Linked DNA regions of Mus musculus: regions 1 and 3 are each linked to region 2. Evidence: chromatin loops called from intact Hi-C (ENCODE). Cell type or tissue: heart. All regions are shown on one strand. Links, peaks and the distances in the headings refer to the core of each region. The heading gives the core; the rest is flanking DNA. Region 1 holds the start of Pdha1 (pyruvate dehydrogenase E1 alpha 1). Region 2 holds the start of Cdkl5 (cyclin-dependent kinase-like 5). Region 3 overlaps Cdkl5 (cyclin-dependent kinase-like 5).

What was found. A loop is a pair of places that touch in the nucleus more often than their neighbours do. Peaks named below come from ENCODE experiments on the same cell type or tissue, not always from the same donor. Only the 100,000 strongest peaks of a DNase experiment are listed, where the experiment ranks them.
Region 1: it touches region 2 in a loop (6-fold over the local background); 2 of 42 quality-filtered maps call a loop at or near these places.
Region 3: a loop joins it to region 2, with 2.7 times the contacts of the local background. A loop is called at or near these places in 2 of 42 quality-filtered maps.

Annotation. Positions count from the first base shown.
Region 1 is chrX:160,132,075-160,142,619 of GRCm38, reverse strand. Pdha1 (pyruvate dehydrogenase E1 alpha 1) reads left to right here and starts at 4,190. Exons shown (of 11, transcript NM_008810.3): 1 at 4,190-4,364; 2 at 9,388-9,447; 3 at 10,378-10,545. The coding sequence starts at 4,308. Gm39547 (a long non-coding RNA gene) reads left to right here and starts at 4,373. Exons shown (of 2, transcript XR_878293.1): 1 at 4,373-4,839; 2 at 6,530-8,035. In heart, for the core only: a CTCF peak has its summit at 4,606; DNase peaks (open chromatin) are centred at 4,179 and 4,649; H3K4me3 peaks cover 3,285 bases; H3K27ac peaks cover 1,986 bases.
Region 2 is chrX:160,990,251-161,000,795 of GRCm38, reverse strand. Cdkl5 (cyclin-dependent kinase-like 5) reads left to right here and starts at 6,115. Exons shown (of 19, transcript NM_001024624.2): 1 at 6,115-6,205. In heart, for the core only: a CTCF peak has its summit at 6,130; a DNase peak (open chromatin) is centred at 5,965; H3K4me3 peaks cover 2,811 bases; H3K27ac peaks cover 1,709 bases.
Region 3 is chrX:160,931,718-160,942,262 of GRCm38, reverse strand. The region is part of intron 1 of Cdkl5 (cyclin-dependent kinase-like 5); the gene reads left to right. Among named protein-coding and RNA genes, the nearest start is that of Gja6, 30 kb to the right of the region's middle. In heart, for the core only: a CTCF peak has its summit at 6,517 (motif pointing left); no DNase peak of the experiment used is centred there.

The sequences.
Region 1 (10,545 bases), core at 1,425-9,424, 860 kb after region 2:
CCTAGGCAAAGAACTACCGACAACTAATGGCTTCTTAGTTGGTTATCTAATACAAAGTGGTCATCCAAAAATCATACACAAAACCATATTAAATGATTAAATCATGCTATATTTCTATTTTTGCATGTATTTAACAATAATAATTAAAAAACGAGGCCATTAGTTGGAGAGAGGAGACATGAGAAAGGTTGGGAGAGACAGACAAGGAGGAGGGAAATGATCAAAGTATGTTTTAATGTATGAAGTTTACAATAAAACCATAATTACTAGTCTACATAGAGTTCCAGGATAGTTAGGGCTACACAGTCAGGCCCTGTGTCAATAACAATAACAACAATTATTTTCCCCCCGAGGATATATCCCACTAAGGAGGCATAGCCACTTTCCACTGGTATTAAGTAACTTGAAGTCTTTCTCTGTAGGCTATGCCAGCAACTTGATATAAGATTATGTTGGGGGGCTGGAGAGATGGCTCAGAGGTTAAGAACACTGCTCTTCCAGAGGTTCTGAGTTCAATTCCCAGCAACCACATGGTGGCTCACCATCTTCTATAATGAGATCTGATGCCCTCTTCTGACCTGCAGACAGAATGCTGTATACATAATAAATAAACAAGTCTTAAAAAACATTATGTTGCCGGGGCGTGGTGGCGCACACCTTTTAATCCCAGCACTCGGGAGGCAGAGGCAGGCAGATTTCTGAGTTCAAGGCCAGCCTGGTCTACAAAGTGAGTTCCAGGACAGCCAGAGCTATACAGAGAAACCCTGTCTCGAAAAACCAAAAAAACAAAAACAAAAAACAAAAACCAACAACAACAAAAAAAACAAAAAACAAAAAAACCAACCCCCCCAAAAAAAACCCCAAAAAACCCCATTCTGTTGATTTGTTGCATTTTATTGTATGCTATGGCTATGCAAAACCTCAGCACAGTTCTGATATAATAGATGCCTATAGACATAACCCTTCCACCAGCACAGTGCCAGCACATCCAAGACAGTCCCGACAGCTGACATTTAGTTGTGGTTGTTGTTTTCTCCTGGGGGACAGGTAGCAGGGAGGAAACCAAAAGCATGTTAAGGACTATGGAGCACAGAATAAGTTGTGAGAGAAAGTTTCTTGTTGACATGGATATAGCCATGTACAGGAGCCCTGTGCCTCAGACCCATGCATGGGGCAAACCCTTCCCTAGATGAGGCTCAGAGAGGATGGCAAAGCTTTTCTCTGGTGGAAATACAAATGTTGACCGTTGTCGACCACAGCTTCCTCCTGGATGACCATAGCCTAAGACTGCTCCCCCAAGAGACCTCCCAAGATTAGTTAAACCTGTATCCTTATTCACCTGGATGCCATAAGACCTACTCCTTATTCTTCTATGTACATCACACTTACTGTCTTGATTCAGATGTATAAAATAAACATACCAAGAGTCCAGGTTGTAGCTGCAGTTGGTGACTGACCTACATCATTGAGAACAACCAACAGGATTCCAGCTTTTCTGTGTTTGCCCTGCCTTCATTCCCTCCGCACCCCAGTTAGGCCAATCCCTGAAGCTGTGCAGAGCATGGCAAAGGACCATGACTTGCCTAAAGTTCAGCTTGCTCAAGAACTTTCAGGAGATATGCAAAGGAAAAGTCAAAAGCCAAAATGTATAGTAGCTCTAAATGTCCAGAGAAACCCACCATAACCTGGGGATTGCCTTGGGAGGGATTAGAAAAGAAAGACCTTCATTTCCAATTTCTTCCAAGGTAAAGGAGCCTTCTTTTCTCAAGATTTTCTCTTCCTTGGGTTTCTGCTTTGGGCAACCCTTTCTTCATCTCTCTGACCTCCCTTATATTGACCAGCCCCCTTTGTGTATTTGTGTATGTTTTAGCACATAAAGTATCGTTGTAGGGCATAGATAACCACCAGTTACAATTTGTCCTCATTTGCTACAGAGTCACAAAGTATCTCTCGCTTTCTCCCCCCCCCCCACACACACAGGGTTTCTCTGTATAGCCCTGACTGTCCTGGAACTCACTTTGTAGACCAGGCTGGCCTCAAACTCAGAAATCCACCTGCCTCTGCCTCTTGAGTGCTGGGATTAAAGGCCTGCACCACCATGCCTGGCTAGATATTTTCTTTATTTACATTTCAAATGTTATCCCCTTTCCTGGTTTCCCCTCTGAAAACCCCCTCCCCCCTCCCCCCTCCCCCTGCTCACCAACCTACCCACTCCTGCTTCCTGGCCCTAGTATTCCCCTGTACTGGGACATAGAATCTTCACAGGACCAAGGGCTTCTCCTCCCATTGATGACCAACTAGGCCATCCTCTGCTACATATGCAGCTGGAGCCATGGGTCCCTCCATGTGTTTTCTTTGGTTGGGAGCTCTGAGGGTACTGGTTAGTACATATTGTTATTTCTTTCAATTTCTGTACTTGTGTGCCTCTCTCTCTCTCTCTCTCTCTCTCTCTCTCTCTCTCTCTCTCTGTGTGTGTGTGTGTGTGTGTGTGTGTGTGTACATGAAAGGACAAATCACTTAAGCCCTCAGACTTGGTGGCAAGTGTTCTTACCTGTTGAGCCATCTTGAGCCTTGGCTTTGTAATTTTTTTTTTTAACAAAGAAAAGGTTGTAACGAAAATATTCTAGTTATGAAAACACTGGTTCCCTTGTTTCCCCAGGGCAGTTTCTTTAAGGCATTAACTTTTGTAATGATAAATTTCTTGTTGGAGGATATTTTGTAATAATGCAAAAGTCTTGTTTCTCATTTTTTCCTGCCATTCATTTTAGCTTCTATTGATAATTCCTGCCTGCAGTGGTGATGGTGTCTTTGTGAAGTGGTGATTCCCACCCACTCAATCTGTGTATATTTGTGTGTGCACATGCACGCGGAAGTCAAAGGTTAATTTCAGGTCAGTCTTCCTCAGTCACTCTTCAGCTAAACTTTTTGAGGCAGGGTCTCTTACTTATCCTGGCTATTACTTCAGTTAGATTGATGGACAAGCAAGCACCTGGGATCCTCGTGTCTCTGCCTCTCCGGCACCAGAATTCCAGGCAATGTTGCTCTTTTCTCTTATTCAGTTGCGTATTTGTGAAGGATCTGTGGCTCTTTCTTTCCCGTGAGTTATAATGCATCACTACAGCACTCATTTCATCCTTCATCCATGGAGATCATAAATGCAAATATTAGAGGACTTTTTATCCTGGGTTCCCAAGTGACCTCCTAGAAATGCTACCTGGCCAATCCATGCTGGACATTTGAATGGAAAAGTCAGCCTCTGTTTCTCTGACCCAGTGATAATGTGAAGCTGACCGATCCAGGCAACAGTTTGAACTTTGAGAAATCATCATCTGCACGTTTCCCGTGTTCTCATAAAGTCTCGTGTCCTAATCTTAATAGTGTTTGGGTAACAACAACACAGGAGATACAGGATTCTGCCTTTTCCCAAGCATAAAGGACAGACAAACTGCTTGTCTATAACTGAGTCCCCCATGAAAAGAAGCAAGCTAACAAAAAATCAAAGAATAAACGCTAAAGCTAAACTCTTGGATGTCTATGGTCAACGATTAATATTTGCTTTCATTTACTTATTTTGATTTTTTTTTTAGATAGCCTCGCTAAGTAGTCCAAGCTTGTCTTGAACTGAACAGACAGCCTGACCTCCAACTCTGGCTATCATCTGACTTCAGACTCCCTAAGGAAGGAATGACAGGCATGTGCCACCACACCCAGCAACATCCAGCATTTAACTGTTAAATCTCACCCAAGTCAACCAGGGCAACACTTTGCAAGGAATATGTGACCTTTTAAAGACAAATTAGTGGCAGGACCATTTCTAGAAACCAGATGATCTGTCTTTCTTGCCCTGGCACCATGGCTTCTCTGTGTAATGGAACAAGGCTGCCTGCCAAAGCTGTACCACAGGCCCGACTGGGCAAAGGGCAGGACCCGCTTTCACCACTTCTTCGCTGGTCTGTGGTACTCAGGGCAAAAGGAAGGAGAGGCCTCTTCCCCACGCCCCGGGGCCCCCCACTTTCCCACGCAGGCGCCCTGGGACACCGGCCTCTTCACCCTCCAGCCACAGCCCCACCTCATTTTTTAGTTAATTAATGGACGGCCACATGTTCCTCCTCAGAAGGGCGTAGCCATCGCCAGCAACCATTCTGGTTGGCCTGCAGACTAGCGCGGCGTGTGATGCCGTCGCGACTCCGTCACTGCGTTTTGGGCGTGGCTTCGGCTCCGGGCGCCTCAAGGAGACTTGGGGACGCCCGCACCACTCCTTTTGAGTGCCTGGGTGCCGCGGCCGCCGCGTGAGTCTGCTGCGCTCCATGAGGAAGATGCTTGCCGCTGTATCCCGCGTGTTGGCAGGCTCTGCGCAGAAGCCGGTGAGGTCGCCTGATCCCGGGAGGCCGGGGTGGGGCTGGAGCCGGCCTGAGGCGGGGCAGGAAGAGGGCGGACCGGGCCCCCCTGGAGCGCACGGCTGGGGGCTGGGGACGAGCTGCGGGACTTGGGTGGGCTTTCCGCGCAGTCCGTGTCGCCACTGGCCGGGGGAAGAGCGGCTTGAGAACGGGCCCGGTCCGCTGTGCTTCCCCCGATCGCCCCCAGCGGAGCTTCACGCCAGCTCCCCTGCAGCGCCCCACAACTGCTCGTCCCTTACGGGACACTGGGAGGCGGAGCTTGGGCTTGCTCCAGCCTCTCTGGACTCCGCTGACTTCCACTCTCCTTCATGTCATTGCTCTTGGCTATGAGGCCACGTAAGACGAAATAAAGAGCTCCCAGTCCCGGGAGTCAGGTTCCGTGCGCACTCCGACTTCTTCGTTTACTAGCCTTGGCACCAGGAACCATCAAGAAGCAGGATATGTAAAAACTCGTCTGAGGGCCTAGTTCTCTCATCTCCATAATGGAGATTCTGAGGACGCTACCTTCTGGGGGGGTGGTTATCTTGAGTTGGTCAGTGGCACGAATGCCAACCCTTCTGCCTGGCACCTGCCAAGGGCCGGTGTCCAGCTGCGTGAGCATTTGTGGATCACCTGTGTTCTGTTCTGAGGAAGGTTCAGGGAGGTCAGGTTCACGGAAAACAAACTTCCTCCACTCCCTGCTCCTCTGAACTTTTTCTTGGCAGTCAATTTTCGAGCAATCGAGCATAACCCAGAGGAAGCCGCCTTTACCCTTAAACACACAGAGGCTTAGAGTTCAAAGTAGCGAAAGAAAACAGCAATGGTTTTCGGAGAGTTGGGATTAGAGGTTAAGACTTATGGCCCGGCTTTAAGAGCTGTCTAATACCTAAGCTTTTAGCATTTTGACCTCTAGCCACACAGAGGTTGCCTTCTCTTGGTGTAACTGTCATCAGGCTTTGACTTGTAATTCTGGTTCTGTTGATTTCTTTAGGATTTGATGCAATTCTGCTCAGTGTGGGGAGGTTGTAGAAAGGTCGAAATGTCCTTCTCTAGGAATTGCATCAAGGAATGGAAAACCACCATTTGAATCTGAACCGGCAGCAAAGCACATTTCTACGACATAGCCAACATTTATTGAGCTCTTAGTATGTGTCCTGAATTCGGCCACGATCTTCACGCGTGTTAAAAGTGCATCATTGATTTTCAGTTTGTTTGAACAAGTTTCTTGTGTGCAGAAATTGTTAGTTGAAGGGAAATTTGTTTATAGCTTGGGGGCTGGGCATGAAATAAAATTGAAAACGAAAAGAAGCTTTGTTCTCAGTGGAAAGAAAAAATAAACAGCTCTGACTAGAATCAAAGTTTCTATAAGTTGCATTAGAGTCCGAAATCAATAAAAATCATACCTTCTGCTTTGAAGACATGTGCTCCTCTTTTGGAGTATAAGAGGGTACTAGGAAGCTGGGAACACTTTTAAATCTTCCTTCGACACTAGAAGCTAACCTTAGGTGTTGTATCGCTTTGTCTGACAGCCGTTTACCGTTTCCTTTAAATTCACCTTACAGCAGGGAAAAAGAAATAGATTCTAGAGTCGAATTCACCATAGGAAGTACCCAGTTTTTTTCTCACTTTTTGTTGTGGTGGAACATATCCAGAAAGTAGCTTTTTAACTTTTCTTTTCTTTTCTTTTCTTTTCTTTTCTTTTCTTTTCTTTCTTTCTTTTTTTGAGACAAAGTCTCACTATGTATCCCTGGCTGTCTTGGAACTCAGACCTCTTTGCTTTTCTACCTCCGGAGTGCTTGCATTAAAATCTTGTGTGACCACATCCGGCATGCTAAGGAGGAAGAGAAGTAGGTCTCTTTGTCTTTGTCTCTGTGTCTCTGTCTCTTTATGTAAGGGGCTCACTGTGTAGCTCCTGGCTGGCCTGGAACTCACATGTTGACTAGGTTGGCTTCCGATCAGAGATCGGTGCCTGCCTCTGCCTCTTAAAGAAGTGGAGCAGCACGCCCAGCCACTAGTTTTCTTTGTGTCTATAGTTGTTACATGGTAATTAGGAACCATTCTTGAAGCCTTTCTGAGTGTTTCAAACTCTGGAGTCGTATCTCTTATCATTTGCAAATCTAAGTAATTGCAGATTTCTTTATTTCCGCCCTCAGAACACAAAATGGCTCGAGGGTTTTAGTTTTTCCTGTTGTACAGGTGGGTGAAAAGACTTTTAAATTTTAATTTAAGCCCTGCAAAAAGATCCTTACCAATAGTAAACAGTGGCCAGCCGAACTTGTGTAACAAGAACCATTGGTAGCCAAGGATACCCAGAGGCGAGGGGGGGGGGGTGTTAGGCACTTGCTCTTTGATGGCTGCCGAGTTGTGCCTTAGTTCAGAGCCCTTATCTTACGCTGTGGCCTCTGTGTGCTTTGTACCTTTCCACCTTTTATTCTGCTAGTTGTTTTCCCCCTTAACAATCAGGGAAACATGGAGATTTTGCCTCAGGCTGTAAAGTTGCCTCTGTCTCCTCACACTTTTTGGATGCGAAACTTTGAAAGGGTTTACAAAAGTTGCACTTTTAGTTTTAAATGGAGGTGAAAGCTTTCAAAGTCTGTAAGACCAAGTGAATTTAAATTTTTTTCTTTTGCCTTTGTCACTTGTATTTGTTATGCTTTCTTTTGTGAGATTCTTTTCTTAACTACCATTTTTTTTTGTCTGCATATTAGGCAAGATTTTTAATTCATGCTGGTACATTCTGAGAATTCTTAAATACTTTTACTTGGCCACTTGAATAATCCTGTGTTTAGATACTGTTATTTTCTTAAGTAGATTGTTCAAAGTCTCCATGCCGGTAATTTAATTAGGGGGGAAGTGTAGCTCAGACAGAGAGCATGCCCTTAGCAATTGGAGGTCATGTGTTCAATCCCCAGCCAACCCAACCCCTGCCCAGCCCCAGAAAAGAAAAGCTGACAGGAATCTCATTTAAAGTTAATTCTTATTATTTTGGTTTTCTGAGAGGCACTGAGAGACACAGTTGTGTCTCTCCACCTCCAACCCCTGCCCCCATAGCCTGGCTGTCCTGGGATTTGCTCTGTAGACCGGGCTGGCCTCAAACTCATCCCACCCCCACCCCTGCCTCTACCTCCCCGGTGATGGGGTTAAAGAAATGAGCAATCACTGCCCAGCTCAGTAAACATATCTTTGAGAAAGAACTCACCCTTTTTTTCTCTCCTACTAATGCCTCGCTGGTTTGATCTCTGCTGTAGATTGCTCCCCAAACTAGTTTCTGTAGTTGTAATTAGAAATTTACTTTGCAATACAGTAGCTAGTTCTGGCTTCACAGACTCAGTTTAACTGCCAAAAAAATAGCACAACCATTTGTTTGCTACCTGGCTGGTCTCTGGTTTAGTTGTTCTTCATTTTGAGATAGCTATGTTTACACATTGTCTCTTCCTCTGATTTAACTGCAGCATCCGTTACTACTAGTATTTCGATTTTCCCTTGGGTAAGTGTGCCATTGTATTTGTTGGCTTTGTCGGATAGTAGTAGAGTAGTTGCCAAAGTATGCTCCTCTCCACGTTGTGTCTATGGCTTTGCAAAGTTTCTGATTTTCAGTTCCCTGTGCTTAAGCTGTGGTCTGAAAATACTCAATGGAAAATACTCAATGGAAAAAAAAATCTCAGAAAGAAAGAATTGATGGGTTTTAGTCTGTGTGCTGGTCTGCCTAGGATGATGCCATCTTGCACTCCAGATTGGGGTGTAGACCATCCCTTCCGCCAGGTGTCCGCTCTGTAGACTCGGCTCCCCAGCTGGACAGCACCAGGAGCCATCTTGATCCCCGTCAGACCAGCTGCCTGTACTTGCACATAGATAGCATTCAGTAATCCCAGTGATTTTAGGATTCTACTGAGGGTCTTTCCTGGCCATAATGGAAGTTGCTGCATGCCTCTCATTCCAGCATTGGGAGGAGGCAGTGTGAAAGAGCAAGTAGATCTTAACACTCCGCCCTATTGGCTCATATGTACTTGGAGGTATACGGAGCCTGCTGATCTCACAAAGGTCAAACAAACCCAGTGCTGCAGAACGTTGTGTTATAGATCAAACATGCTTTTTTTGGTTTAAATGGGATCTGATGACTATGCTTCAAATCCCCAGGACAAGACACTCGAAAGGTTCACTTGCAGATATGTTCAAATGCAGCAGAAAGTGGCAAAAATGGAATGATTCTGTTTTGTGGTCTAATGTGAACCTTAGCTGTCACATAGAATGTTGTTCCAAGATTTCTTCAGTTGTGAAAGTAGAAAGGAATTGGTAACTCCAGGGCAGTGATAGCCACTCAAACATCAAGAAGGGAACACTGTTTTAAGAAACCCTTCTTCCCTTATGGGACTTGAAGTGGAACCTTCTCAAGATGTAGGCTGTTCTGCTGTAGAAGGGCTGGCCCAAGTCTCTTGTTAACCAGCACTAATAGCTGGGCGTGGTGGCGAACGCCTTTAATCCCAGCACTCGGGAGGCAAAGGCAGGCGGATTTCTGAGTTCGAGGCCAGCCTGGTCTACAAAGTGAGTTCCAGGACAGCCAGGGCTACACAGAGAAACCCTGTCTCAAAAAACCAAAAACAAACCCAGCACTAATATGGTGTTTCTCATTAAGGTATTTATCTAGCTCATACTCTGAGTCGGTTTTTTTTCCTCCTCCTCTATGGGTATGTATCATAGAAAAGCAGTTCCCCGTAGATAGGGATTGATGGATAGTTTTATTCCAAGTACTTTGCAAATGAACCTTCCGAAGCCCACGTGTAATCTAGTTTCTTTACTTTGGTTGGTAATTATTGCTGTTCTCACTGTGACTTCTTTGAAAACAAAGCAGATGAGTGTGGCGTTTGCCACTCTCCATTTTGCCTTCAGATAATGATATGGCTCTGTTTTAGATCTGTGCTTTAAGCATGGGTTCATGATAGCAATGACTTGATCTTGACAGCAAAAAAAAAAATAATAATAATGGCTTTCTTTGCATGTTTTTGTTTTCTAGGCAAGCCGAGTGCTGGTTGCTTCCCGTAATTTTGCAAATGATGCTACATTTGAGATTAAGGTGAGAGGTGTTTCATTTTATTAGTTACTAGTTTTTGGACATGTATAGCTTGATGCAGTTTCACCTTAAAGGGGGAGTCTTGATATTGGTGCTTTGAGGGTGGGGTCACTTTTCTTTCTGAATATTCCAGAATCAAAGGCTCAGAGAAGTTGAACAAGAGTAACTTGCTAGTAGTTAAAGGGAAGCAGGCTTTAGAAATGTACTCTGGTTGTGGTGTCCAGCCTCTTTGACATTCTGACATGCTGTCATCTGCAAATATGTTGGGTTGCCCCCAGAGCTGTCCTGGGCACATGGCCCATCTTGAGCCAAAGGTTGGATATATGTGTGGTGTGGGGTGTGCTTCAGTGAAACATTGATGACCATAGATTTAAGGAATCAGAAGCATTGTGAAACACTTTTTTTATTTTACATTATTTTAACCCAAGGTCTCATAGAGCCTGAGTTAGCTCCAAACTATCTAGCAAAGGGATAACCTTGAACGCTTGATCCTGTAGTAAACTTTCAATTGATGAGATCATAGGTGTATGCTATCACACATCCTCCCTCCCCTCCCTCCCTCCCCTCCCTCTCCCTTCCCCCTTCTCATTTTTCTTAACTCCCTATCTCACTTCCCCCTTCCTCCCTTCCTTCTTTCCTTCCCTCCTTCCTTTTTGGTTTTACAAGACAGGGTCCTCTCTGTGTAGCCTTGGCTGTCCTGGAACTCACTCTGTAGACCACGCCTCAAACTCCTATAGATCGACTGCCTCTGCCTTCCAGGGTGCTGGGATTAAAGGCGTGTGCCACCACAGCCTGCTTATGCCTTCTTGAAGCACTTCTGAGGTCTGCATGTCTTTGCTGTTCAAGTTGTCTGTTAGTGGAGCTGGATCTTAGAATGAGCCAGCAGTATCTGTGGGGTGGTAACTGGAGGGGGGCCATCTTCCTCCACTTCAGAAATGTGACCTTCATCGGCTAGAAGAGGGCCCCCCAGTCACCACAGTGCTCACCAGAGAGGATGGGCTCAAGTACTACAGGATGATGCAGACTGTGCGCCGGATGGAGCTAAAGGCGGATCAGCTGTATAAGCAGAAAATCATTCGTGGTTTCTGTCACTTGTGTGAT
Region 2 (10,545 bases), core at 1,471-9,470:
ACCTATATTCCACACCATGGTGAGCAATTTAGCAAAGAGAATGAAATGGAACACTATGACCTAATGTTACATCAGGACCACTTGTGATCATCACTTTTGCCCATGTTTTATTAGATGAGAGCAAGTGTATAGCCCGACCAAAGGTGTTTCCATGGATTACTCTTACAGTAATAAAACAGTGTGTGTGTGTGTGTGTGTGTGTGTGTAGGAAAGGGTATCTAGTGGAAATTGGTTCTTTTCTTCTACCATGTGGATCCTGGGGATTGAATTCAGGCTTCCTAGTCAATGCCTTACCAGCTGAGTCATTTTACTAAGTCTTTTTTTGTGTTTTCTTAAGGCCAATGAGTCTTTCTCCCTTATGCTTGCTACAAACTCTATGGTAAGAGACATTAGGTTTGGTGAGTGAACTGAAAATACCATCTAAGTAACTGGTGTACAAAGGAAAGGCCTATCCTATCTCGGGAAGCACTTCGTTTGCTTTTAGTCACACACCTGGTGGGATGGTGACAGTAACGCAAGAAAAGGAGAATTTTTGTTGTTTATTTGGGACTGTAAAAGTGTTTATACATACTTGATTTTTTTTGAAACAGGGTCTCTTGTGTTATTATCCTCAAACTTGATGTGTAGCCAAGGATAAATTTAAATTTCTGATCCCCCTGCCTTCATTTCTGAGTAGTGGGATTACAGCTTGTATGCCACTACACTCCAGTTGTGCTATACCATGCTAGGGATCAAATACAAGGTTTCACACATTCTAGGCAAGTATTCCACCAAGTGAGGGATATCTCTGGCTCCTAAAGATTACTTTCACAACAATGACTTTATAAATGAATGGATTTTTATTCATTACGGCATTTTTATAATATGTGTATAGTTTGTTCTAACGTCCCCTTCTCCAACTCTCTCCACCACCTTCATCTGCCACCATGAGCCCTGTCTTCCTCTTGCTGGTTCTCTTTCTTCCTCCAGATAACTCCAGATAGTTCCTCTTTCTGCATTCATGTCACATTCATTCCATTACCCTCTGGAATTGGGGATTTTGATCAAATGCAGCATTCTAGTATTAAACTGGATTAATTTTTAATAGCTGAAAAAGACCCCAAAGTCAGAAGCATCAGCCAAGATGTAAGAGAACATGAGAGGCAAACTTTCCATAAAATAGGACTCAAAGTATTGATCACAGGAAAAAGTGCTTCAAGCTGCCGTTAGTCCACGGAATGGAGGCTGTTGAATAACAACTAAAGCTTCCAAAGTCCTGACTATAATAGGTCAGTCAGTTGGGTTTTTGGGGCACTTCCTAATCACCCACTTACCTGTGAGGTAAGCATTACTGATGTCTTCATTTTATATAAGAAGAAACGGAGGCACATGGAAGCTCAACAATTTATGCAAGGCCATAATTGAAGCTAGCATTTGAACCTAGAGAGCTGCCCTTCCGTACTTTTGGCTAGGGTAGCTTTCATGTGACACTCTATTCTGTGGTTTGCTGTCACTCTCTCCAGTCATTCCTTCCTTCCTTTCTTTTTGTTTTTAATCAATGCAGTTCAGGCAGGCCTGAAACTAGCTATGTAGCCAAGGATAACCTTCAACTTTTGAACCTTTGGCCTTTACCTCCAGGGTGCTAGAATTACAGGTATGTACCACCAGTCCTAATTTATTTGGTGCTGAGGATTCAGTCCAGGACTTCATATATGACAGGCAAATGCACTATCAACTGCATCATATTCCCAGACATTTATTTATTTATTTATTTATTTATTTATTTATTTGAGGCAGCTCTCACTCTATAGCCCAGGTTGGCCTCAAATTATTAAGTCCTGCCCAATCCTCATAAGGGAAGGTATTATATGCATAAGTCAACAGGGTCACTTTTCATGTTTCATTTTAGAATAGGTGACAATGTTTTTACTTCCTTTGATAGTAGGGTAACTCTCCTGTCAACTTTCATTGTGTACAGTGGTGTGTAGTTAAGACAGAGTATACAGACACAGCTCATGTGGTCAGAAAAACTGTATTCTTTTTTTTTTTTTTTTAAGACAGGGTTTCTCTGTGCAGCCCTGGCTGTCCTGGAATTCACTCTGTAGACCAGGCTGGCCTCAAACTCAGAGGTCCACCTGCCTCTGCCTCCTGAGTGCTGGCATTAAAGGTGTGTGGCACCACTGCTCGGCTGGAAAAGCTGTATCTTAAAACAATTTTTGTTGTTGTTTTACTTTGGTTTTGATTTCTTTAGCCAAGTGTCTTAACTATAGAGCTTTAGCTCTCCTGGTACTTACTATGTAGACCAGGCTGGCCTTAAAAAGCCTAGAGATCAGCCTGCTTCTGCCACTCAAGTTCTGTGATTAAAGGCATCCCTGCCTGTTTTGTTTTTGAAACAGAGCTGGAGTTTACTAAAAGAGGCTTTTTTTTTTTTTTTTAGTGTGAGTGTGTGTGCATGTTTGCCTGTGCACAGATAAAAGTGTTGGTACATGTATGTGCCCACATATGTAGTGGCCACAGGTATTGTTAATCAGGACATATGTACTATTATTTGAGTCTGGAACTTGCTAATTAGGTTAGGCTGACTGGCCAATGAACCCAAAGATCCAGGGATTGCTGCTGCCTCTCCAGCCCTGGATTACAAACCCTTATGCAAACCTTTGTCAAGAGGCTTGGCTTTTCATGTAGGCCCTGGGAAGTAAACTCAGCCCCCCATGCTTGAGCAGCTAGCACCTTACCTACTGAGACACCTTCCCAGCCCCAAAAGGAGATTCGAAAGGTGAATTTAAACACAGACTTTAATAGAAACAGAGAAAGAATAGGGCACACTCCCAAATCGTAGACTTGAGCTTCTCAGAGGAAAGTCACTTCTTGGTTTATTTTTTATTTTTTTGAAGACATGACCACAGTTCAAGATATGTTAAATGTGCAGAAGAGCAGCAGTGTGCTAAGGAAGACACTCATGTTCCTTCGACACTATTTGTGCCTAAACTCAGGGCCTGAAGAGTAAGGCACTGAACTTGAATTTGTAAAATAACATTTCCTCAAATAGCATAAACTTTATTGTTAGTTCTTGCTTTGTTTGTTGACAAAGCGTCATTAGGTAGCCATGGCTGGCCTGGACCTTGCTGTGTAAATGTGTGTGGCCTTGAAATTGTTGTGATCCTCCTACTTCTGCCTTTCGTGTGCTGGTGTTGCAAAGTTGTGCCACCGCATCCTAATTGTTTATTTATTCATCTTCTTTTTTTGTTGTTGTTGTTTGTTTTTATGTGTCATAAACTTTGAATGAAGTCATGTAAGATTTGGCTTGATTTGAACTCTGAACAGGGCAAAACAATTACTGATGCTCCTGTCTGCCTCCAAGTATTAGCAATTCATTCATCAGGTTGATTCTTCTGCCTTGTCAAGAACCCAGGTTGTATCATGAAGTTAAGATCCAGATGGTTTTCAAGAACCTACTTTTTATTTTCCCTTTCTGTTTTTTAAAATTTTTAGTTAGTAGGTAGGCTTTGACTTAAGGCTGGCTTTCTTCTCAGTTACAAAGTGGCTGTCTGTGGCATTTGGGGTATTTAACTTCCTTGTTCATCCAGAAGGTGTGTGTGTGTGTGGGGGGGGGATATCTTTCTTTCAAACCATGGAATGCTAAGTTTTTTCTTTTAGTCTAATCAAGCCACATAGGATCGACTGAGACTAAATTAGATTCAGCCTCTTGATGTGTGAAGGGCCTGGATATCTGAAAACAGTGGGGGGTTCCATTAGGAGAGAAGGAGGCTCTGAGGCTGGTTCTCCATCTGGAAGTGGTGAGACTCTTGCTGAGACATGTGAGGATTAGAGATAATGTGTGTAACAGTATCAGGTTGTGCAAAGAGGCAAATAAAAGCAGAAGACCCCCAGTTAAATGTGAATTTCACATAAATAGCTACTCATTTTTCAGTATGTGTATCTCTTTCTACAAACACTACAGATTTATTTAGTTTGCCCAAAAGGGCGGTTCATGAAATTCTTTTTAGACAGTGATTAAAAGACTTAATCAGTCTTCTAGCTTTGTCCTGAATGTATTTGGATAGGACACATGTATTACAAGCTATTATTTGTTTATGTAAAACTCAAATTTATGGAGGCAGCCTGTGCTTTCTCTGTCAGCCCTAAATATCTGTAGAATTGCTATGGAGTAGGCATTTGCAGGGAACTATTAGTGCTCTTTTTACAGAAGAAAGGACCTCAGGTAAATGACAGCATGGTATTTCTTTAAAACACTTAGAATGTCTTATCTTCTCTCAAAAAGGGAATTAACTGAACTGGATGTGGCTCCAATAAACCAGTACTAAAAACCAGAGCAAAGCAAATGTCCTTCAGTGAAAGGCTGTGCTTGTCCATGGTATGGCTCCTTGGAAAACATCTAATACAGCTACTTAAAACGACATTGAACTTACATCTGTGGCCATTCTGTTACGGTTTTTTCCTTACCTTCTTCTCAGAGTGTTCAGATAAACCATCCTTCCTTTGACTCCAAGGCAATGCGGCTGAAATTTCTAGTACAAAGGCACTGACAGGGGGTGATAAAGCAGCGATTGTCCCAGGAATTCTGGCTCCACGTGGGTGAAGCATGAGGTCACAGCACTGTGATTTTGCAACTGGAGGAGGCAGGAGCCTCTGCAAAGCCTGACTCCATTTTCCCTCACTGTTAATTCCCTGCTCCTACCTGGAAAATTTTCTAATATGCTTCCTGAGAAAGTGGGTGCCTTCAATTGACTATGAAATATTCACCACGTTATGAAAAAGAATAATCTTGTTAGCTTGGTTTCAAGTAGACAAACCAATTGTATAGCTACCAGATTGAAGACAGGAGTAGATTAAATGGATTTTATCCAAGATATCTATTTTCTATTACAAAAAAATTAATTTCTGACTTGGTGGCATCTTCGATGTCATGCACTGCCTATTTTCTGCCCCCAAACCCGGAAAAAAAAAAAAAACCTTTTCTTTCTCTCTGCTTTCTTTTTTAAGGTGGAAATCATGCAGCTTTTCATAGATTTGTCTGCAAGGTCTTTCATAAAAGATTTTTTTCTTAGTTAAAAAAAGTGCACTGGAACTATCTCTATCTTAACCACTAGTCATCCTCATTGGAAACTCGATTCGCGGTGGGACTTAAGATCTTTTTATTTCTACTGGTGCGGCGATGACTTCATTGTTGGTTTTTTTTTTTTTTTTAACCAGCTGGGGAATCGTGTAAAGCAGAGCAGCGTCGGACTGGAGTAGAGTTGTGGTTTGCTGCTGCAGCCCCGGCCGCCACGGTTTGCACGCGTCCAGCTGCTGTGTAAGGAATCCTCGGGCTGCCAGTTCTTTGCTCTTAAGTCACCCCAGGGAATCGCAGGCTGCGAGATGAACGTGAATATGAATGTGTTTGCGCGCGCGTGCACGCACAGCTGCAACAGTTAGGAGCAGCAATGGACTTCAATATTAAAAAAAAAAAAAACCTACGACCGAGATGAGCCATCCTTCGTCCTTTATTTTCAAGTAGTGCCCGGGCTCCCGCCCGAAATGTGGTCCCCGCCCTCCACCCACTCCGCTCACTGGTCCCCAGAGAGGGAGGCTAGGATAGCTGCGCTGCAGGCAGGATTTCCCCTTTTTTTTCTACCGCAGTGACAGGTGGATTCCCGGGCCTCCTCACCCCCCTCAACCCCCGCATCCACCCCTCTCTCAGTCACGATCTCTCCCTCCCCTTATCCTATTCCTCCCTCATTTCCCCCTCCCCACGTAAGCTCGCAGCCTGAGCCCCGCCCCTCCCAGCCTAGCAGCCCAGGTTGCTAGGGCCTGGCAGGGCAACCAAACCTGGTGCCCCAGGAGGAGCATCGCGAGCGCGCATAAGCGCGTTCGTGTAGTAGAGGGCTAGAACAAGAAATCCTGGTTCTAGGATTTTGGGGGACTCGAGAACGAGCGGCGTGGGCGGGGCGCGCGAGCCCGAACTCGAGCACGAGCGCTTTCTCTTCATTGGCGCCTATTGGTAGGCGGGGCTAAGGCGGGACCTAGCGGAATGAGAGGAGTTTGCCGATTGGGCCAAATGGGCAGACGGGGGCGGTGCGATCATCAAATTAGGCTGCGCGTTCGCTCCGGCGAGAGGGCGGGGCCGGAGGTTTCGATTACTTGTCGCTGCCGCTAGGGAAGGTAAAGCGGTGACGGCGGCCGCGAGAGTGAAGGCTTCCCCGATAGAGGTGGGGGACTCGGCAGGGTGAGTAGTTGCGTCCGCCCGTCAGGCCGTCTCATGTTGGCCGTGTGTCCACTAGCTTGTCTTTAGAGAGGGAACCCAGTCGGTCCACTTAGGAGGGTAACAGAAGGGGTAGCAGCGCAGGTCCCTGCACAACCGGGAGACACGGTGAGGGAGTCCCAAGCTGGAGTCTCCCTCGGCGATCCACCACGAGTCTCTAGGGTCTTCCCGGAAGGGCTGGGGCTGGAATTTTTGGTGCCAAGAGACAGAGGGGGCTGTGCTAGACGTATGGTAGGTCGAGGTCGGACCCCGCGGGGCTCCCCTTTGCTGCAGGTCTGCGGTGTCCCCACCCCGCTGCCCCCGTGGCCAGGGCTCTCCGGGCTTGCAGCAAGGAAAGCCCTTTTCCGCTAGCGCCGAGGAGGGCCCCCCGAAACCCCCGCCCAAGTTCCCAGAGAGCCCGGGACCCGCCGGCAGCTACGACTCTCAGCCCTGGTCCTTCTGACCTTGGCTGCCCGGGAGGGTGGGCGAGCGCCCCGCCTGCAGCCCCGCAGGTTTCTGCCACCTTCCACAGGACAAGTTTCAGGCGTTACTGTGAAGTTCACGGCTGGCGTGCTGGCAGAGAAGCAGAAATTGACCTCTTCTCAGATCTTCCTACCCTTTGGACCTTCATAGAAATTGAATCCTGGGGTTTGGAACCATCTGCCAGAACGAACAGGTCCTCGCACTGACACGTTTTTCTGTTCTCTTCTCTTCTTTTCTTTTCTTTCTTTCTTTTTCTTTTGTGCCCACGTTGGGGTAAAAAATAACCTGGGCATATTTCAGTGTAAAAGCAGATCTTTCTTGGGGGTTTTGATTTTTCGCTTCACTTGAGTTAGGCATGGCACAGATGCTTGGATAAGAAAAGCCTGACCTTAGTCAGGCTAGACAGACTAGAAGGATGCTGTGATATTTAAATAGTTGCAGATCAGTATTCTGTTAACACAATTATTTTTAATTGGCTGAAATTTAAGCTGATTTTAGAAAGTATTGACACAGAATAATTTCTTTCCGCGCATCTGATTTAGGCTTGTTTGAACGTAATGGTTATGTAGGCAGTATAAAAGATTACACAAATTAATTTGTCTGAGAGTATTTGACTGGAAAAAAGAGGCATAAATATGTATAGAATATAGGATTAGGGTTTTAGGTAACATCTGCTGGAACACTTCCAGCTTGTTTGTTTCTTGCTGTAGGGTTACAAAAAAGACATTTTGACTGAGACACTTTGGAATTTATAGACTGCATAACATTTAGATGTAAATTCGTTTTTAATTCCTTTAAGTGTATTAAAATGTTTCAGTAAAATGCAGAACGGGTGTGTTTTCTTATCCCTGTATATCTGGCGTTGAAGGGGGAGTATGATCTTACATTTAACAACCCAACTAAGATTCATTAATAATAAAAACATAAAAGGCCTACCCCCATCTTTCTGAGAATGAAGATTTAAGTACCTAACGAGCCTTTTCCTTATTAAAAGAACTATTTTGGGTTGGAGCTTTTTTGGCGTTGATGCTGGAATGGGAGTAAGGAAGCCTGCAGCAGTATTACCAGTTTGACACCACCAGTGGGTGTTTCTGTTGACAAATGCCGAGAGGAGAACAGTTGAAAAGGAAATCTTTTTTGGGTGGTGGGATGGGGTGGGGTAAGGAGGGGAGGTGAGGGGAGAAGGAGCCAGAAGAGAGAAGCTGTAAAACTAAAGCTGCCAACACTGTGTGTGCTGGGCTTTGCACAAGTACAGGGCAACCTAATTAGGGAGAAGAATACCATTTGGCTGCATTAAAGACTAGAACTCCAAAAGAGGCATACTAAATAAAGTTAACCATTCCAAGAGTGTTTACTAATCCACCATGTCTGAGTACTTGGGAAGAGGGCTTCTCTTCTGGAAAGGGCATCAAATTCTTTTGAATTGGCTTGTCTTTTGAACATAGTCAGTGCAGTGGTTCATTTGTTAGGTAGAAATAGAAAGAGTTTACTGTCCTCATTGTATGGATTTAGCAGAGCTCCTAAGCCTATTTTTTTTTTAAAAATATAATAAAAAGAACTTGGTATGTTAGAAAAAATATTCAGAAATAAAATTTCTTCCCCAGGGAGGCATTATTTTTATCACTGCTTAGTCTTATATTAATGCCTTAGGGACTCCTTAAGCACCCCTGTCAGGGTTCTGATTTTGTTGTTTATGCAAGGGTCTTGGAGTTACTTAAATCAGGGATACAGCTAGTATGCTCCCTGAGGTGGTTTTTTTTTTTTTAAGGTTTCCATTGAGAGAAATTGCAGGGACATCTCATATAAATGAAGAATAGAAGGTTGACTGATTGTGAATTAAATGCATTGTGTTCCAGATAGTCTACATCTAAGAAGAACCAGACTTTACATGGCATTTTCTGTTTTGAAGGTGTAATATTCTTACACTACAAACCTTCAGTACAGAGGTGGAAAAATCCCTCTAAGTATGCATTTTCCCCCAACCTGTTTCTCCACACTGGCTAGGAATCTATGAGAGACTCTCAGCCACAGTTGCATTGTTGAAAACGACAGCAGCTCCTCTTGCAGGGTGATTTACATTTCCGTTTACTTTATAATAGAACATTGAGCTGTAGCTGAGATATAAGCTTGTAGGAAATTTGTAAAGAAGTGAGCTGGGGAATATTTTCTTATCTGTTAACATTTTCACCCTTTTCTTCCATTTTCACAGCATTGGTGGTGATCTCCTTTATTTTAATAGGATTTTAATGTTTGGCTGTTCAAAAGTGTGCTAATATGAAATTTTATTTTTGGCAGTTAGTGTGAGAGTATGATACTCTAGTATAACAAATTGATGTCAAATAATAACATGAGTCATTTAAAATGAACAAAGCAGTCCACTTGCATAGATCTGAAATAGGAGGAAGATCTTTTATATAACTCTTTAGTACAACACCAGCAAGATTTGAGATATTTAGTTGTTTTCTGATTCAAAAAGATTTTTTATTCAGAATCAGATAACTTTAGATCTTAAAGTTTTATTTTTGGCAACATCAAATTTCTTGACAGAGGAGAAGATAAAATGTCAAAGGTCGCTCACCAGCTGATAATTGTGTCAGGACCACATATTTCAAATTAAAAAAATAATGCAAAATCAAGACATTTAGAACTGGAGCTGTAACTCAGGCAGAGTCCGTGGCTTTGAATTGGCTCCTTACAGAGGCAAGTGGGAAGGTAGTCTGCATTTAAGCTCTCTGTATGAGCATCCACTTTGCTTTCAATCTTAAAATCTTTCCTTTTTGTTTTTTTCATTTTTTTGATAATTAATTTTTTTAGCATTTGGATTTTTGTTTTTTATTTTCTTGAGATAGGGTCTCATTTTTAATTCAGGCTTTCTTGGAACTAACAGTGTAGCCCAAGGTGGCCTGGAACTTGTGGCAATCCTCTTGCCTCGGCTTCCCAGGTGCTGGGATATGTTTGGTCTAGATTTAACATTTTGATATTTTTTTTTTTAGAAATTCCCCTTTATATGCAGCAGTGCATGCATTAGTGAATTATTTAAATGTGGAGTCTCATTTCTCATTTAAGTTTATACACTTCTTCATATGGAGATATGAATTTGGGAAGCATTTCCATCAGTGCATATGAAAACTGAGACAGAGGATTTTCTACCTACAGAGATATTTAACATTTAAATATTTCAGATTTGGGAATTAACAGAAAATTATTTATTAGATTAAAAGGACTAGGCTCTTGGAAATCTGTTGTCAATACATTGAATTAAGCCGTTTCACGTAAAGATATTTGTTTTGGGGGTAGTTCTCATCAGACGTTTTGGGTGCAGCCTCTCTTTTGTATATAGTCTGCTCTGTAATTTTCATAATGCTACATCCATTGACCACTATTGAATATCAGATGCTATGGCAAATTATTTATTCACGTGCATGCATGTGTACTCACAGCCTATCTCATATACATGTCAGACGAGCTCAGAAATAATTTGCACATATTAGCTAGCTAGTCAGCAGAAGAGGCAAAATTGCCATCCAAACCGGTCTGACTTGAAATTGTGCTTTTCCAAGCCCTGCTTTCTGCTTCTTTTAAAGAGTGTGGTTCCTTAAGCCTGTTTTGAATTCATTGTGTACATTGTGCCTGGGGAGTCCTGGAGGTACACATTTGCTTCCTGGGTTGATGGGCCTCATTGGCAAGGCTGCCTAGACTCTTGCGACATGGTGGACTAGACTAGATCCATCAAAACTGCTGGTTAGGACAACCCAGAAGTATAGACTTTTTGCAAATACCTTGGTTTGAGTATTTCATAAATGAAAGTTGTACATATAATTATGTATGTCTAAAATGAGATA
Region 3 (10,545 bases), core at 1,754-9,753, 59 kb after region 2:
AAGTTGTTTACAAAGCACGGTTATTAAATTGAACAATATCATTGAAAAATTTGAGGCTGGAGAGATGATAGCTTAGTGGTTAAGAAACTTGCTGCTCTTCCAGAGGACCTGGCTTCAATTCCCAGCACCCACACAGTGTGTTACAATTTAGTATAATGATTAATGCTTCATTCATCATTTCTGTGTCATTTCTCCACACTTGTGTGTGTGTGTGTGTGTGTGTGTGTAGAGGCCAACCTCAAGTGTCATTAGTGCCATCCACATTTTTTTGATTGAGACAGAATCTCTTTGGCCTGGAACTGGCGGGATTTCTCAGATCTTGTAGATTTTACATTTCCAAGGCAAGCGGTTTACTGACTAAACCTCACCTGAGTTTACAAGGAACATACAGATAAGCATTACTTTGATGTATACAGAGGTGTTTTGCCCACTTGTGTGCCTGTGCATAAGTGTGCAGTGCTCTCGGAGGCTAGAACAGGAATGCATCCCCCTGGAATTGGAGTTGCTCATTGTTTAGAACAACCACATAGGTGCTGGGAATTGAACCCAGGTCCTCTGCAAGAGCAGCCAATGCTTTTAAATTCGTAAGTGACATGTTTGGAAGTTTCTAGCTTGGTAACCACACAGAAGTTCTAAGAAGAAGCGTGCCATGAGAAGTCGTGAGAGAACCTGAGTCGTGGGAAACCTGCAGTTCCCCACCCCACATTCTTTGCCTTGTGAAGACCTCTTCCTTCAAGCTGTTTCATCACTATAGAACCTCCAATAAGAAAGCACTGACTATGAGTAGCATTTTCTCATGATCTGGAGCAAAGTTTGAACCTGAGGAGATGGTATGGAAACCCCTGAATTTGTCCTCATGTCATATAACTACTCTGGGGCTAGAGCTTTGTGGCTAATGTTTTAAATGGGACAGTCTTGTTGGACTAAGCCCTTCAATCTGTGTGGATTGAGTCATAGGGCAGCCAGCTGGGGTGTAGTATCAGAGAACTGTTATTGGAAGGAGCAGGGCGGGGGGTTGAGATGCCCTGCAGATACAAACTGTCAGGGAAACCCCACAGGTCCTCACAGGTATTTCCAGTTTACAAAAGAAAACAAATGCAATCTCTCAGAGACTGCACAGCTCCACATCAAGTTAGTATGTGGTAAGATGGGAACTCCAAGCTGCTCTTAGCCCTGTTTTGTCCTTTCTTGAAATTGTAATCTGCTTAAGGGAAAGAGCCAATCATTTCTTTTACTTAGGTTTTATCTTTTCAATTTGATTGCTTACATCATTTATTGATCTTAAAGAAACTGTAAGTTTTACTATTTGCCCTTCGAAAGTTTAGTAGCACAGACAGCTGAGAAAGTGTAAGGGTTTTTTGTTTTGTCTTGTTTTTTCTTGATTTTCTTCTAAAATTTTTAATTTTTTTTTTTAAATAGGACACAAGTATCTTTAAGTAAAAATAACTTTCAGTCAATCTGGAAACTACCCCCAGGCTTCCTCTGATGCCTTACAGAGTTGCTGCTGTCTAGTTATTACCACTTGGTTTTCATCTTTAACATAACTCTCACAGGGCTAGAGCTTAATCACCAGCTATTTGGCAGGCAGTGTTCTATTTGTTCTGGTTTTGCTATTTTTTGGAAACCTTCTGAATTGCACTCAATCACTCCACAGACTTACCTTTCAAGTGATTTGGAATCATAATGAGAAGATGGGATAGACTTTACAGATTTCATATTGATCCCCTGTGAACTGATCTTTATTATTGAGAATTTTAGCATCCATTCTCAGTTTGCAAGGCTTCGAGTGCTTAGAAATGCATTTGTGGACTTGAAAACAATAAGGAACCTCAGAGATCATCTAGCAGAGGGATCTCAGAGTTCAACTAAGAGGTTAAAATTAGTCAAGGTCAGGCATCTACCGGGACATTTGTCTTGGTGAGGGAAATCTAGGTTTCAGGATGTATTAAGTACTTTCCAGTGTGGGACTATGAGGACCAGGAGTCTGGAGATCAGATGAGAATGTCAGTTTGTCAATGTATTAACACTGTAGTCTGGAAGCTTTTGGAATTTTCTATGTTATTGACTTTGAGATTTTATGGTGTCTTCAAGACTAGTAACTTCTATTATGTTGTTTTAAAAGATTTGTGTGTGTGTGAGTGTAGGTGTGTAGGTGTGTAGGTGTGTATAGGTGCCTGTCAAGGCCAAGTGATAAGATCCCCTGTAGCTGGAGTTACAGACAGTTGTGAACTACTGGATGTGGGTGATCCAAACTTAAGTGTCCTCTACAAGAACAGCAAGCTATACCAGACATCTGTCCAGCCCTCTTCATCTTCCACTATGTAGGGTTTTTACTTGTTGGTTAGTAGATTTTGAGAGATTTAAAAACAGCAATAATATCATAATATGATTGCCAGTATGTTCTTAGGTAGAAATGTACAAAACAAAAGTGGCATTTAATTAGAACACAGCTTTTTACATTTATTGTTGTGTATGTGTGCAGGGCACATGCATGTTATAGCAAGCAAGTCTAGATCAGAGGTCAGCTTATAAGAGTTGGTTCTTTCCTTTTGCTGTGTGAGTCTGGGGGATCAGATTCAGGTTTTTAGGCTTGGTGACAGGTCCCTTTACTCACTAAGCCTTCTTACTTGCCCTAGAATATAGTATTAAGTATAATTCAAGATTATTCAAAACTAAGATAAAACATTATGAAATATTTTCTTAGAGTATATATGTATTTCACTTTTGACTCTCACTTAAAATAAATGAATGACTGTAGACAGGCTCCTATGGTATGTTTAGGCTGCTTGCTCTATGTGAGTGGGGGAGGGGTAGATGCTGCTGATGGAATGCAGGGCCTCCATGGTAAACAAGTGCTTCTACTGAGCTAGACCCCAACCTCATTCTCTTGTTCTTGCTAACAGTACTGTGGTGCATCATATGTATGTCTTTGTGTACAGATTCCTAAAAATGTTATTCCTGTGTCAAAATGTTTGTCTTTAATTTTGGTTTTGTCAAAAAATTGTGTCAATATGATTTCCTACTAGCATTGAATGAGCAGGCTTAATTTCCTCAGGTTCTCAATATGGTATGTTTACTCTTGGGTATTGCCAATCTGAAAAATCATATCTCAGTATGATTATTTTTACATCTGTCTATTGTGAGTGTACGTGTGTGCATGTGTGCGTGTGTGTGTGTCCCCCTCTGCCTGTGCATATGCATGCACATTGAATGGTTAGAGGACAACTATTGGATTTCGTCTCCAGAACTCACTCAGTTTGTCAGCCTTGGCAGCAAGCACCTTTACCCACTTATTTTTCTGGCCCCAATTTTCAGTCTTTAATATATGTATAGCCAAGTTACATTGTATATTCTTTCCATTTATTTATTTAACATCCCAATCACTGTCCCTCTCTCGGTCTCCCCATCACAGTCCCTACCCCCATCCTCCCTTTCCTCCTCTGAGAGAGTGGAGGCCCCCTCCTGGGGATCTCCCCACCCTGGCCCATCAAGTCATTACAGAACTAGCTCCATCCTCTTCTACTGAGGCCAGACAAGGCCTGGCCCAGTTGGGGGAATGGATTCCACAGACAGGCTACAGCTTTAGGGATAGCCCCCATTTCAGTTGTTGGGGACCTACATGAAGATCCAGCTGCACATCTGCTACATATGTGCAGAGGGCCTAGGTCCAGCCCATGTATGTTCTTTGGTTGGTGGTTCAGTCTCTGGGAGCCCCCAGGATCCAGGTTAATTGATTCTGTTGATCTTAACTGTGGAGTTCATATCTTATATATCCAAGTTTTTTTTGATTATTTTAACTGATCTTAAACATTTATTTTGTGTGTGTATGCATGAATATTCATGTAAAAAAACAAAGGAAAACTTTGAGTAGTTGTTTCTATCCTTCTACTCTGTGGGTTGAATTTAGGTCATCAGACTTAACAATTAGTGCCTTTACCTGAAGAGCCTTCTCCCAGGCTCCACACTAGTTGCACACTAATTGGTTATCCAATACCAAATGGCGAGCGCTGAACACATACATACAAGTAACATTATACAGCCTAAAAACACAAACACAAGTAACAGTATACGGCCTAAAAACATACATACAGGTAACATTGTATGTAACATTATACAGTCTAAAAACACAAATACAAGTAACATTATACAGCCTGAAAACATACATACAGGTAACATTATACAGCCTGAAAGCATTCATACAGGTAACTTTATATAGCCTGAGCAGATTTTACAAGTGTGTGTGTGTGTGTGTGTGTGTATGTGTGTGTGTGTGAGAGAGCGAGAGAGAGCGAGAGAGAGCGAGAGAGAGAACAGTTAATGAAAAAAGGAGCCATGAATTTGAACGAGAGCAAGAGAAAATACATGAGAGGACTAGGAGGGAGGAGGAAAGGGAAGGGGGAAATGATATAATTATATGAATTGAAAAAAATTGGGCTTCTACTCTTAATTGAACAGAAGGATTGGGGACTTTTTGTTAGAATGTTGACTCTGTAATATAAATAGATTTTCTTCCCCAGGTTTTTATTTCTATTTTTCTCCTTTTCGTTTGTATGGATATCTAAACTCAGAACATGTGTAAAATGGTGTTCTGGATTGTCTTTCTTTTAAAAATATGAATAATAACATTTTCATGTCATCCCTGTGTCTCTGCCACACCTTTTGACCCTCTAGTAGCTCCTTGTGTCCCACAATAAAAATTGTAGCATTTAAAATACATAGTCTTGGGCCAGTGAGTAAAGGTGCTTATCACCAAACCTCATGATCTCAGAACTCCAATGGTGGAAAGAACCTGCTCCTCCAGGAGGTTGCCCTCTGACCTCTACACACACACACACACACACACACACACACACACCCAGGGAAGCTAGGGGCATCAATCCCTTGGAGCTGGAGGTAGAAGAAATGTAAGCCTCTGGAAAAACAGCAAGTTTTTTTAAGCACCTTTCTAGCTCCTTAGCTCAGTATTCCTTAGTCTTGAACTCCAGTTCCTTCCATCATGTTATAATCCTAAGGATGTTGTTGTTGTTGTTTCTTGGAGTAGGGGACACAGTAACTTGCATCCCAAAATCTGGTGCATGTCAGTATACCAAAATCTAGCAAGTTCCAAGCTTTGTAAGTTTATTTTAAAGTTAGTTATTTAGGATTTGGGGTTCAAAATATCATTTTGTGGTAACCTTGGTAAAAATTGATCTGTAAATTTTTCATATAGTTACTTTCAAAAACAATTTTAACCTCTAAGATATCTTAAATGGTTGGTATATTATTAATATGGTGTGAGTTTTTCCTGCCCTATTTTAGCTCCTTTGTTTCAGTGTGATCCCCAAAGCCTTCTTTGGAAGGCTTGGAGTGTTTAGTAGGATTGGAAGTGCTGGGAAGTGAGGATCAAATTGGTATTGGATTAGTGTGTTTCCTTCCTTGTAGAAAGACTGGAAAGGACACAACAAGGTACATGTTGGTTAGTTTAAACTTTTCACACTAGCAAGTTCTGTGTAACTCATGCTTACCAAGTAGGTGTTTGATTTAATGATAGGAAGTGAAGTTTAGAGGCTAGATTAATAAATCAAATTACTGTCTGCTATTGAGAGAGTAAAGCAGAATGAAGACCCTATTATGTGAGGGTCAGATGGTCCTATGCAGGAAGAAGACTAAAATAGAGTGTACTATCTTTTTCCCATTTGACTGTGGAAAAGCCTCCACAAGAAGGTAATTAGGATGGTTTGCACAGGGCTGTGCTTTCTGCAGAAATGGTTTCCTTCTATCCATGGATCCTGAGTTTTTAAGATGCTTTCAAATTGTTTGAATTCTTCTATTATTGCAAATTTAGTCATGTACCAAATTTATTCCTGTGCAGTCTTCAGTGACAAAATGGTCTCCTCATTTGTATGTATAAAAACAATGCCAGGAACAAAAACAAAACTCATGATTCAACTGATTTTGTTCTCTCTTTGAACAGAAGAAAAGATCTGTTGAGATGAAGATTATAATTTCAGCAATGAAGAGAACATTCTAGGCCCAGGCAGCTTTTAAATTTGATGCTCGAAATTTATGAGATAAACTCCAAGCCTTATCTTTCTGTCAGTTCTTATAGCTACCTGCTTACTTACATATGCAGAAAGAAGATTAATTCTAGAGCTGATGACATTGCTCATCGGGTAAAGGCACTTGTCACACAAGCCTGACTGTTTTTTGATCCCCAGAACCCACACTGTGGAGGGAAAGAACAGAATTCAGTGAGTTCCACTCTAATCTCCACATCTGTTTCTGTCTGTCTGTCCCTGTCTCTGTCTCTCTCTCTTAGTCTCTCTGTCTCTCCATAAATAAATGTAATAATTTAAAAATTCTCCTAATTTTAGGTGTTACTTATTACTGTGAGACATTTGGTTATTTGTTTATGAAGTTGATGGCTAGTAACCTCAAATCTTGTCTTTGGAAGGTACTGGAGAGGACATCTAGTTCAGTACAAGACTGGTTTCAATCAGGGACCAACTGTTTCCAGCCACCCCTTCCTGCCACCTGCTGGCCTTCTCTGTTCCTGAGCTCATCAAGTCCCTCTTTGTATTGCCTTGAATGCTCTTCTCCTGACCCTGTGCCGTGGCTTACTTCTTTCCATAGAACAGAATGTGGTTGATCACTCTCAGACCACCTATCTAAAGGACCCTTTTCTGTCATCTGCCATGGCTTAATTTTTTATAGTAATTGTCACTGTAAATTTATCATGCTTGTTTGTTGCCCACATCCCCTTAGTGTTATGAAAGCAAGAGGCAGGCTGGTATTCACCAGCTTATCTCAAAGCCTTTCTACCATCAGATGGCCTGTTGGAGGCATCTGACAAATATGACCAATGTGAACAGAATAAATATGACTGGTCCTTGCCTAATCACTACTGCGCTGAAATCTCTTTCTGATTCTCTTTCTTTCTCTCTTTCTCTCTTTCTCTCTTTCTCTCTTTCTCTCTTTCTCTCTTTCTCTCTTTCTCTCTTTCTCTCTTTCTCTCTTTCTCTCTTTCTCTCTTTCTCTCTTTCTCTCTTTCTCTCTTTCTCTCTTTCTCTCTTTCTCTCTTTCTCTCTTTCTCTCTTTCTCTCTTTCTTTCTTTCTTTCTTTCTTTCTTTCTTTCTTTCTTTCTTTCTTTCTTTCTTTTCTACCAGTAATCTTAATTCTACTCCATGAAATAAACCTGCACTTTGGCTTCCTTTTTCTCAACAAGTTCAGATGGGATGTCAGTTATTTTTCATAGAAGAAAAACTCCATTTCTTCATTAGCTTTCTCACTGGGTGTTATTTGAGGAGTGTGATAAACTCTGGTTTATCTGTCTCTAAGAATATTTTGGCTTTGTTAACGGTATCTAGCAATAGACATAGTAAACTGAGTGGAACCTAAGCCTCAGTGACAGAAAGGACATGGCATTTTTGTTTATGTCATTAATGCAGTGCTCAATGTTTTATCTTCAATAAGAATTCTCATTTGCATCCAAATGAATGGTGAAGAAACTAAATATATATGGTATCTTAGGGTCATTGTGAATTCTTAAGAACATGTTTTATGATTGAATATAACAGCATAGAAATTCCAAAAACACAAATATACAATAGGGAATAATTACAAGTAAATCGTTAGTTAAGCCATTAATTAAATAGAAATGACATCTCTGAAAGACCATATTAGTATGTGTCTCTTCTCCATTTCGCTGCTCCCTAGAGGTAATTAATATCCTGATTTTTGTAACAAACATATAATCACATATATGGCTACATATTATGGTTTGTGGCTTAGTTTTTCTGTTTTAACATTGTAATAAAAGAAATGAGGTTGTTTTTATTAGTTTTCTGTTGTACAGCAAGTTGCCACTATTGTTCCTCTAAAAATCACCCATATGCTTTAGCTCACAGTTCTGTGGGGGCAGAAATGCACCCTGGCATGGTTGAATTTTCTATTCAGGATATGATGAGGCTGACACTCTGCCTCTTGTATTTTTTTTCTCTTTTAGTAAATAGGTTCTCTGTATAGTCCCAGACTAGCCTCCTCGGACTCAGTTCTCCTGCCTCACCTTTCCAAATGCTGGGGTTACAGGTGTGTTCATAGTCTACCATATCTAGCTTAAAACAAATACACAAATAAAAACAAAAAACAAGAAAAATGTAAATTGTAACTTTGATTTCCAAGGCCCAACTTTGCCCTTTTTTAAAACCCACTTAAATATGTTTCCTATTTTTGGAATTTCTGGCATGAATGATTTTTCTATATCATATATATTCATTTTAACCTTGAGATTGGTGCTTAGTTCATTTGTTTTAAGTTTTTGCATTTTTGGATGTATGTATATCAGATTCTTAGTTTTCGTTCTTCTTTAAAAACAAACAAACAAGCAAACACTTGTTTTATATAGGTGTATCTCACATATGTGGGGATCAGGGGTCAAGGCAATCTATAAAAGTGGTTCTTTCCTTCCATGATGTGGGTCCTGGGGATTGAACTCAGGGTGTCAAGCTTGGTGCCAAATGCCTTTACGTGCAAAGGCATAGCATCCTCTGGCCCCTGGCAGTTTCCTTTTCTAAGTATTGATTTAGCTTCTTGCCATAAATTTGTGGCATTGTAATTTTTAAATGTTAAAACGTCTTGTTTGACTTACTAATGGGATGTTTTGGGGATTATTAACTTCCAAACTTATTAATATTTTTTCAATTACTTCTTTTGTGTTTGACTCCCTCCATATTTTAGGTATGGCGAGAGAATATCCTCTGATTTCAGCCCTTGTAATTTGGTTTGAATTACATTATGGCCAAGCATGCCATCCTTTATAAGTGTGTATGTGCTAGAGAATTAGAGAAAACATATTGTGTAGGTAATTTGGTGTTTTTAGAAACCATCTAGGATCTTCTGAATGCTGACACTTTTCTTTCTCATTGAGTTCTTCTTGCATCATTCTCTTGTTTTGCTATTCTAACTCACTGAGTTTTGTCTCTCACCCTTTGGACCAACCAGTCATCAAAATGCTTGCTCTCTCCCACCTTTTTTTCTATCTTAATCCTGCAGTTATTTCCTGGGCTTTCCTGATCATCTGACTCTTTGCGACCCCTGTGAGTTCCTTGCTGTCTCAGCGATCTGTTTACCTCTTGCTTGTGGGCTCTCACCTTGTATTTCTTTCTGCCTGGTGGTGTTTCCAGTCTGTCCACTGTAAATGAGAAATGATTTGTGACACTAATACCAGGTCTAGATTGGTACTGTTTTCCCCTAAGATGAGCAGTGACACCCCCGATCTTAATATGGAATCATTTTAGTCTAAGGTACATTTAGAGATTTTATCTGGATCACTGGAATGCCATGAGGCCACAGTTCGGCTCTTTCCAAAGGCTGACGTATTGCTCTTTCCCTTTGTCTAGAGATGGGCTTTAGTTTCAAATGACTAGCGATGTACCAAGCTCTGTCCTTTTGAAACACCCTTGACTTTGATATTCATGCCCCTATATCAGTAAGGATTTCATAAGTAACCTGTTTTTCTTTCATTTTACCAGATTTCTTCAACTTCCAAAAAGGATCAAAACAGTTTAGAGTGGTTTGGGCTACCTCTCCAGGTTCAATTCTTTTGCATTGATTTGAACTGGATACTTCTTTATAATCTTAACTATCATAGCTTTCAAGTTCTTTTTTAAAAAAGTATTTCCCCAGCATTTGTATTTGTCCTCAAAGACACATTTCATCCAAGTTACATAATTTGCCATTAGCAGAAGCTAAAGTGTCTTTGTCTTCATTCCATTTTTTCTCTTTTAAGATTAATCAGTTTTATTCAGCTAAATTTGGCAGCGCTTTTTTTTTGCCTCAGTATGAATACTGGTAGTTAAAACATGGATTTTGACACCTATGTATGTACTGGCATATTTAAATTGGGATTCTCAGTTTACCTTGTTTGGCTTGCTCCAGAGACTAGGTTATAACACATCTCCTGTTTCTCTTGTGGTGGACCAGGATTCAGTGCTGGGTCATCTTAGTGGAGATCATTTACTTGTTACCTCAGTTCCCTTGAAATAAATTATACTGTAATTTTCAGAAGAAAGGATATTTAGATGTTTCCTGGATCTTTCAAACCAGCCTTAGGAAGTGAAGATTAACAGTCCAAAATATTCTGAGCATCTTTTAACTAAACACGCATCTTCACTGCAATCTCAACACCACACTTTCTCCTCCCTCTGTACAGTGAGAAACCCTACGGCAGTGAGAGCCTGGACTACTTAATTCACCACAGCCTTGTGTGCCTTTTCAATCAGTTAGTCTGTATGGATGATGCATATTGTGTGTGTTTATCATGGGGCGTGAGAGTAGAGGTCAGAGGTTTGGCCTTTCCTTCACTGGGTTCCAGGGGTCTGAACTTGGGTTGTCAAGCTTGTGTGGCAAGTGCTTTCCCAAGATCCTTGTGGGTCTTATTTACCATTTCCCCGAAACATGGGAGATAGTTTCAAAATGAGATTTTAAATAAATAATAGAATGTTTGACCTTTTTCCCCCCAAACTGTAACATTGTAAGACAGGTATCTGAACATATGCCTGTGATCCC